Linked DNA regions of Homo sapiens: regions 1 and 2 are each linked to region 3. The links are chromatin contacts, found by POLR2A ChIA-PET in ENCODE. All regions are on one chromosome and are shown on one strand. The core of a region is the stretch at or near the end of the contact, and the rest is flanking DNA. Distances in the headings are between cores, read along the strand shown.

The links. ChIA-PET counts read pairs that join two places held with the same protein, here RNA polymerase II (POLR2A).
Region 1: POLR2A ChIA-PET joins it to region 3 with 26 read pairs in PC-9. The contact joins two enhancer-like sites. POLR2A ChIA-PET finds 5 or more read pairs at or near these places in 4 of 52 experiments (HEK293T, IMR-90, MCF 10A and 1 more).
Region 2: POLR2A ChIA-PET joins it to region 3 with 10 read pairs in MCF 10A. The contact joins the promoter of PPP1R2 here to the enhancer-like site in region 3. POLR2A ChIA-PET finds 5 or more read pairs at or near these places in 3 of 52 experiments (MCF 10A, WTC11 and activated T-cell).

What each region holds. Positions count from the first base shown.
Region 1 is chr3:194,869,572-194,872,271 of GRCh38, reverse strand. No RefSeq gene overlaps it. Among named protein-coding and RNA genes, the nearest start is that of LINC01972, 100 kb to the right of the region's middle. Within about 2 kb of position 1,376, at least 28 of the 41 ENCODE cell types and tissues checked have a DNase peak (open chromatin) inside an H3K27ac peak, as active enhancers do; they include PC-9, where a contact is called at or near this core.
Region 2 is chr3:195,542,038-195,544,737 of GRCh38, reverse strand. It overlaps PPP1R2 (protein phosphatase 1 regulatory inhibitor subunit 2), which reads left to right and starts at 1,413. Exons shown (of 6, transcript NM_006241.8): 1 at 1,413-1,834. The coding sequence starts at 1,713. RefSeq lists a silencer at 1,202-1,441.
Region 3 is chr3:195,184,453-195,187,189 of GRCh38, reverse strand. All of the region lies in intron 2 of XXYLT1 (xyloside xylosyltransferase 1), which reads left to right. Among named protein-coding and RNA genes, the nearest start is that of XXYLT1-AS2, 38 kb to the right of the region's middle. RefSeq lists an enhancer at 1,753-2,737. Within about 2 kb of position 1,474, at least 5 of the 41 ENCODE cell types and tissues checked have a DNase peak (open chromatin) inside an H3K27ac peak, as active enhancers do; they include PC-9, where a contact is called at or near this core.

The DNA.
Region 1 (2,700 bases), core at 127-2,626, 310 kb after region 3:
CCCACGTAATGGACACCCACTCCCTGCCAGGTGCCAGATGGGTGCCAGTGACATGCTGATGTCCTGGACAGATGTGATTCCACCCCCACACAGTTCAATCACCCGATATGAGCTGTGTGACCTTGGGTGAGTCCGTGGCTCTCTGTGTCTGCTTCCTTCTTTCCAGGCCTTTCTCTGACACTGAGGCCTTCTCTGGTCTGTGATTTGTGGTTAAGCCAACGCCTAAATGCCACAGAGGCGAGGCTGCAATTCTAGCTGCAGCCCAAGGACAATCAGATTCAATGCCTGTTCCTCCCACGTGACTGTAAAACACCACTTCCCCAAGCCTAATTTATTCATTTTCTATTTTAAAAACCATAACCAAAATCAAGCCCCAAATATTTGCCTAATGGCCATGTCATTGACTGGCCAAAGCATTGAGCTGCCCACCAGTCAGCAGCGGAACCGGCTCCTCCCTCACTGTGGAAACCAGCCCCACAGCAAAGTCTGACCTGCCCAGGCCCTGCCGGCCCCGCCCGGGACTAGAACAGTGAGTGGGGTGGCCCAGGGTTTCTCCCCGGGGCAGTGTCCTCAGCAGGAGCCCGGCGCTAAGCTGTCTGTCTTAGCAGAGTGAGACTGCCTTCTGCAGACGGCGTGCTCACACAGGCAGCCTCCCTGGCAGCATCCTGGCTGGCCTCCTGTGAGTCAGAACAACTGTGATCACTCCAGGAGGCCCATCTGGAACGGCTTAGGTGCTGGGAGGGGTCTTCTGGGCTGGTCTTGAACCTGTGTTTGCATAGCAAACACACTGCTTTCATTTATATTGTATGTTATAAATCAATACAAATAGCAATCTTCCATAAAATGCAGGTATTCATACTTTACACAAGAATGTGAGAACAGAGTGTCCCCATGGAAGATGATTACGCTGACACTGTGTTGGGTGCCTTGGGGTGGAGATTTGGGCAGTAATTCTAAAGGTCTCCCTCCTGAATGAGCCATCAGAAGCAGCCCCTGGGAGGGACCCTGTGTGGCACCACTCTGAGCTTTAGTTTCTTTATCTGGAAAACTGCAATCAAAGTCCCTGTTTGCACACAACTTTTTAGAATCAAATCAAACAAGCGAACAGGTATAAAGCTTTTCATGAGGTGTGAAGTTCTCATACACGAGGAGAGTGTCTTTGTTGTTTTTATTGCAATCTGGTTACCCAAAGGGAACCAACACGGTAAAGCAGGTTTGCCACAAATTCCTCTTGGAAGCTTCTTCCAGTTTCTCCCATTCCCCACCCTCTCCTGCGGAGTCTGAGGATGGTACCTGGCAGCCTGTGTGAGTTGACTCAGCAGCACACGCCCGCTCAGTTCATGACCTCAGATGTCCCTCAGAATCTGCTGCGCTAAATCCAGTTTGTTCCAACTCCTCTTTGGACAAGAATGTGAGTTTGCACTTGTGCCATGAATTAGGTGATAAAAGGGGGCTGGGCAGGACTGAGTCTTAGTATAGCTCTGGGCTATGATTCTGGCCACAGAGTTCAAGCTTCATTGTTCCCAGGAACCTAGGGGCTCAGGACTTCAGAAATCCTCAGCAATGGCTGCAGTGTCTGCAGTGACAGCCAGTGCACGTCCCTCGCCTGCAGCAACATGAAACACACACAGGCCTCGGCCTCCTCAGTCCTGTTCCTGATGCCCGGCTTACCTACCTGAGACCCGGTCCAGGAGTGTCTAAGGACACCCAGTGCTTCTGGGCTGGGCTGGGGCCTAGAGCGACTCCAGTCACCCCTTTCATTTTATAGGTGGAAACCAGATGCCCAGAATGAGAAGGGACTCACCTGGGTCACGGATGAGTTTGTGGTTGTGAGAATATTAACTGCCAGGCTCAGCTGGGTTAAATGGTGTCCTCGGAATTACCCGGTACCTGTGAATGTAGCCTTATTTGGACATAGGGTCTTTGCAGATGTCATTAACAAGTCAAGGTCGTACTGGATTACTGTAGGCTCTGAATTTAATGACTGGTGTCCTTGTAAGAAGGCCACGTGAAGACAGACACACTGAAGGTAGAAGGCTGTGTGACAACAGAGGCAAAGACTGCAGTGATGCAGCCGCAAGCCAAGGAATGCAGGGAACCAACGATCACCAGCAGCAGTGAGAGGCAAGGGAGGGTTCCTCCTTAGAGCCTTCCCAGGGAGCAGGGCCCGGCCACAACTCCAGACTTCTGGCCTCTAGAAGTGTGAGAGAAGGAATTTCTCTTGTTTTAAGCCACGCAGTTTGTGTACTTTGTTACGAGAACCCTGGGAACCGAATACACAGGCCAAGGCCCTCTCTGCTGTTTCCTGGAGCAGCAGTGACAGGGATGCGACTCACCTCATGGAGTGCCACGCTGAGCCTGAGCTAAGCAGCTGACATACATCATCTCAAGTAATCCTCCTGAGAAGCGCAGGAAACGATTATTATTATCCCACAGCAGCTCCCAAGGCAGGGTGCTTTTTTCAAACTGTAATTTTGAATAGTAATATAGTCATATATTTATATTTTATAAAAATATGAAAGCTCCCAAAGGGTGAGACACACAGTGAAAGGTCTCTCTCACTCCACCCCATCCCCTGCTAGCCGGTTCCCTCCTCTGGGGGAGCCATTGTCACCAGAGTCTTGCAGAGTCTTCCAGAGCTGTTCCATAAGCAAACCTGCAAATAAGCTAAAATATCCTCCCGCTTCCAAACACACAACT
Region 2 (2,700 bases), core at 164-2,663, 360 kb before region 3:
ACCCTGTTTCCCTTCTCCCCTTCCAGCTCACTTCCCCTCCATTATCTCCATCCACATCCATTCCCATACTGAGGCCCTGTTCTGTGCCAGGAACTCATCTAGGAGCTAGGGGCTCGGGGCCAGACGATAAAAACAATCGTTTTCAGAACCCTACAGTCATCCCTGAGGGGCAGAGTCCTAAGGACACAGAACAGGGTCATCCTCAAAAGGCACAGAGCCTGTGTTAAAGAAGATGAGACTGTGGTCCAGAGATGAGCCATGGGAGTGAAACTGCTGCTATAGGGGCTAGATAGGGGAAAACGCTTCCTCTCACCCCCCACAGCAGTGGACAGACATTGCTGGGAGCGAGGTGTCAGCTCAATCTAAGAACTCCCAGAGTCAGAGCTGTCCAAAAACAAAATGAGTTACACGGGGGTGTGGCGGGCTTCTAGCCCCTGGGGTTGTTGGAGAAACAGGCTGAATAGCCACCTTATGGGCCTGCTTGACAAGGTCCCTTCCAGGACCAGTGGTCTGTGAATCCGCAGGGGCTGGTCCACCGGAGGGGCCAGTTCTGGGTGGCTCAGTCTGCTGTGCTCTAACCTGTGGTGAGGACGATAAAAAGGCCTGATCAAGAAAGAGTCATGGAAAAGAGCCTGGTGATGAGCGAGCTGCGGACTGGACTTGGGAGAGGGAGGGAAGGGAGTGTACAGGGACCATAACAAATACCACACACGAGGTGGCTTTAAGCAATGGAAATGGGCTCTCCGTTCTGCAGGCTTGAAGTCCACATCAACCTGCGGCAGAGTTGGTTCCCTCTGTGGGGGGAACCTGTCGCGGCCTCTGCGGGCCCAGGAGGTCCTTGGCTGGGAGATGTGTCCCTGCCGCCCTCCCGTCTCCTGCGCTCTCTGCCTAGACGGGTTGTGCGACGGCGGGGGTCGCTGCCCGTCTGTCCGTCGGCTTCTCCAGCGGTAAAAGGAGGTGAGGCGATTCCAATGCAGACATTCTATGATTTCATAATAGGCCTCTAAGGACCACTCCAATGCTGGCAGTCCATGCTTTTATAATAGGCAGTTCGGCTGTTTACACGGGCGAAATGGAAAGAGGAGATACCCGTTTTCTTCAAGTCAGCTAACCTCTCTGCGGAGTGACGTCACCTCGAGTCTCAGTCTGCTGATCTAAAAAATAAAAATAACACTACGGCCTCACAAGGTGGTGGGACGAGGGTGCTCGAGAGACGCGCGGGTCCGGGAAGCAGCAAGCCCGGGCGCTCTCCCGCAGGTTCTCAGAGACAGCTCCCGCCTCCCAGCGCCGCGCGGGGGCGGGGCGAGCAGCCCGGGCGGGACGGAGGGGGCGGGGCGAGGAGGTCGGCTTTGTTCTCGCCCCGCCCTCTCCCCGCCTCCTCCCTAGATATCGCGAGAGGGCGGGTCCGCTTGGCTTCGGCGTCGCGTCGCTCCTGCGCTGGAGCTCTAGGCCGGCGTCTCTCCGCGAGCCGCGGGTCAAGTGCCAGTGGCTAAGGGTGCGCGAGTAGCCGCCACCCGTTCGGCGTTGGCTCTGGCGTCGGGGTCGTTGTGTCGTGACAACCGCTGCGGTAGCCGTTTCCGAGGCAGCAGTTGCGGCCGCTTTAGCCCTGAGCGGGATCTGCGGCTGCCTGCGAGTCTCTGCTGTGCCGACCCTTCTCTTCGCGGACCCCACGCCAAGCAGCGACCCTGAGCCGACAGCCGGAGCGCCCGGCAATGGCGGCCTCGACGGCCTCGCACCGGCCCATCAAGGGGATCTTGAAGAACAAGACCTCTACGACTTCCTCTATGGTGGCGTCGGCCGAACAGCCCCGCGGGAATGTCGACGAGGAGCTGAGGTGAGCGCTGGGAGGGACGGCCTGGGAGCCCCTCCTTCCCGCCGGGCCCGTTACCTACCCAGACCCCAGGGGCGGGCGGGCGGCGTGGATGCGGCTCGGGTGCCGCTCGAGTCTCTTCTCCTGCCCGGCTAGCCGCGGGTGGGAGCGATCTTTAAGAAGGCTGGGCGATGACGTTTATCATGCTTCCTTTTTTTTTTTTAAGCATTTGGGCATATATAATATTTTTAAACATCATCTTTGAACTTTCTGTAATCGGGAACATCAAAGAATGAAATTGAAGCTTCAGATCTTCGACTGTTAAGCTTTTACTATTTCTTAACCTCATCTCTGAGGTATCTAAAATTCTTCGATAATTACAGTGTATTTTCTTGCTTTGGGAACCCTTTAAGATCTAGTCTCAAGCTAATAGGCGATCCGTCAAAGAAGAGACCATTTCCCCCATTAGCATTGTGCCACACTGTATTTCTGCATCTGCAACCAGAGTTTTGGGTGCTTTCTAGTTTTTGTTCCTGTTCAGAGATAGATCTAAGCTCAAAACAGTTCAAAGAGGAGCAACTTGAAATGACCCAGTGGTAATTTAGTTGCTCTTGCATACGCTAAAGATACACATGTAAAAAGTTGTTGACCTGAGCATTGTATGTAATATTTATAATATAATTGGAAACGACCGGAAGTCCATTAGTAAGAGCTGGTGAAATATTAATTACGGTACGTTTGTATAATGGAACAATATACTAGCCTTTAAAAAAAGAAAGGTAGGCGTTTATGCACGGAGAAAATGTTGCAGTACAGTATCTGTAGTGGGTTAGAAGTGCACGGGGGCTTGGGCGTTGCAAGATACTAAAAATAGAAGGACTCTACTTTCT
Region 3 (2,737 bases), core at 225-2,724:
CTCTGCTCACTGCAAGCTCCGTCTCCCGGGTTCAAGTCATTCTCCTGCCTCAGCCTCCCGAGTAGCTGGGACTACAGGCGCCCGCCACCACGCCTGGCTAATTCCCGTCTCTATTAAAAATATAAAAATTAGCTGGGCACGGTGGTGGGCACCTGTAATCCCAGCTATTCAGGAGGCTGAGGCAGGAGAATCACTTGAACCCAGGAGGTGGAGGTTGCGGTGAGCCGAGATCGCGCCACTGCACTCTAGCCTGGGTGACAGAGCAAGAGTCTGTTTCAAAAAAAAAAAAAAAACTTCAGCCAGTGTTGTGGGTTAGAGGGCCCAGGTCCGTGGAGAGGTTATCACCAGCACTTCACTCACTCAGCAAAGATTTATTCAGTTTCACCTGTGAGCCAGATCTTGCCTAGGTGCTAAGGACATGGGGGTTAGAAAAACAGATGGGGTCGGTCTCTGTCCTCATGGAATGTACAGTGAAGATAGACATTAAGCAGATAATGGGAACAGCTGCAATAAGGGCAACGAAGGGGAAGTCCAGGTGCTGCCCGAGTGGGGGATTCAGGGTGTGTGGGGGGGGATTGTTACTAAAGACTTCCTCCAGACAGTGACATTTAAGGTGAGACAAGTGGGTGGGACTTAGCCAGGCCAAGACACGGAGGAAGAAGAGTGAGGCCGAGAGCATATTGAGTGGAAAAGCTTTGTGGGTGGAAGGAGCTTGATGTGCCCCAGAAGCTGAAGCCTTAGCTGCCTGGAGCACACCCCGGTCAGGCTATTCAGGGCCTTGAAAGCTGTGCGAGGGATTGGGGACTTTATCCTGGGGACAGTGGGATTTGCAACCACTGGTGGCATTTTAACCAATGGAGTAATATGGTTTGCATTTTCATCCAGTGACTTAAGTACTTTTGCATGCGTTCTTCTGTGGGATGGACCTGAAAGAATGGTCTGGACTTGAGGATCCCTGGAGAGCACAGTGAAGCTCAACGAAGAGTTCCAGTTGTTGGGTTGTGGTGAGGGAACCAGCAATGGAAGGTTTTGAAGAGGGGAATGACATGTCTGGGAGCAGCTCTGTGGTGGCTTTCAAAAGTTCTGGGGAAACTTGATCATGTAGCAGAAGGCAGCTGAGGAGGCGGTCCAGGCACTTAGGAGCACAGTGGCCTGGACTTCTTAGGTGAGAGGGGAGGTTGAGAGCTCGTGGTAGGTGTTGCAGGGACCCTAGAGCCAGAAAGCTGTGGACTGGTCTTCAGAGCTTGAGGGCCAAGGGAGCAGGAAGCCTTCACAGGAAAAGAAAGGTCTGAGTGAAAGTGACTGAAGAGAGGTGGGAAAGGGAAGGGAGAGGCCTCTGGTCTTGTTGTGCAAGGAGAGGGAGTGTCCAGGTATGTAGATGGGGTGTGAGCCTCTTTTAGAGAAGTAAGGGTTGGGCTCACTTGCAAGCACTCAGGAAGGACCGGAAGGAAGAAAGTGAAGATGCCGTCCCCATTGTGTCCCTCAGCGCCCAGAGGGTGTGTCGACCTGCTCCTCAGGCCAGGCCAGCCCAACACCTGTGACTAACATGACCTCAGAGTCTAAAATAATGTGTGCCACAGCTCTGAAGTCAGAAGGCTGATTTTTATAAATCAGCACAAATTGACCTTATTACCCATGGTCCTTCAGTGACCTCAGAAATCAAAGTGAAAAAAAAAAAAAAAAAAACCCAGCCCTAAACCTCTCTGGACCAAAGTTTTGCTCCTGAAGCAGGACCCCAAAATACTAGTGGCCTATTTTCTGCTGAAGTCTCTCTGTCCTCATGGTTCTGGAGAATGTCCTTTCAGTATCTTTATTCCTCCCCCATTTCACTGCAGATGTGCTCCAAGTTTCATGTTCCAGCAATCAGATGACCACGATGGAATATTCCCTGAGCTGGTGTTTCCAGTCTTTAGTCTAAGTTCTAAGACACTGAGCATTCCAAAACCCCTACTGTTCTGTTTCCCAGAACAGACCTTTCTTCCCTATTCTCCAGCACCCTCTGTTCCTTCCCCTTTCCTTTCCTTTTCTTTTTCTTTTTTCCTTCCTTCCTTCCTTCCTTCCTTCCTTCCTTCCTTCCTTCCTTCCTTCCTTCCTTCCTTCCTTCTTCCTTCTTTCCTTCCTTTTTTCTTTAATGGGAGTGAGGTCATTTGTGGAGCTGTCACTGCTCTGCAAGAGGGCAGGCATGAGGGGTGCCAGGCCCTCCTGACTTCTACCTTCTGATTTGTATGGTTTGTAAAATGAGCTGTATAAATGCCCAACATTTGATCAAACGAAACTGAAAGGATGATTGATGATGCGGGGATCAAACTTACCATTTGAATGTAGACCATTTTATTGGTAAAGATGAATGAGAATGATTTGGCCTGAAAGGGAACTTCAGATTTTTTTCCTAATTGAAGTAGTCACTTCTTTCAGAATGCTAAGTTCCCTGGAATATTTTCCCAGCCTACTGTGTCTATGATAGACTCAAATATTGGAAGTTTTACCGGCTGTGTGTGGGGTGGGGAAGGAATTCTGTTGGTTCTCCGGTGAGTCCTGAAGAGACCTTGTTTCTGGGTAAGTAGACCTAATCAGGGAGACTTAAATGTTTCTTGGGGGGGTTCTTCCAAACCATTTTGAGGATTTTCTTAAACTTCCAGAATTAGGAGGCCATTTATTAAGATAGTCTGAGGTATGGTGTCAGCCAACAAGGTGAGTTGGGATTTTAATCATGGTTTCAGTTTAAAGGCAAAGGTTT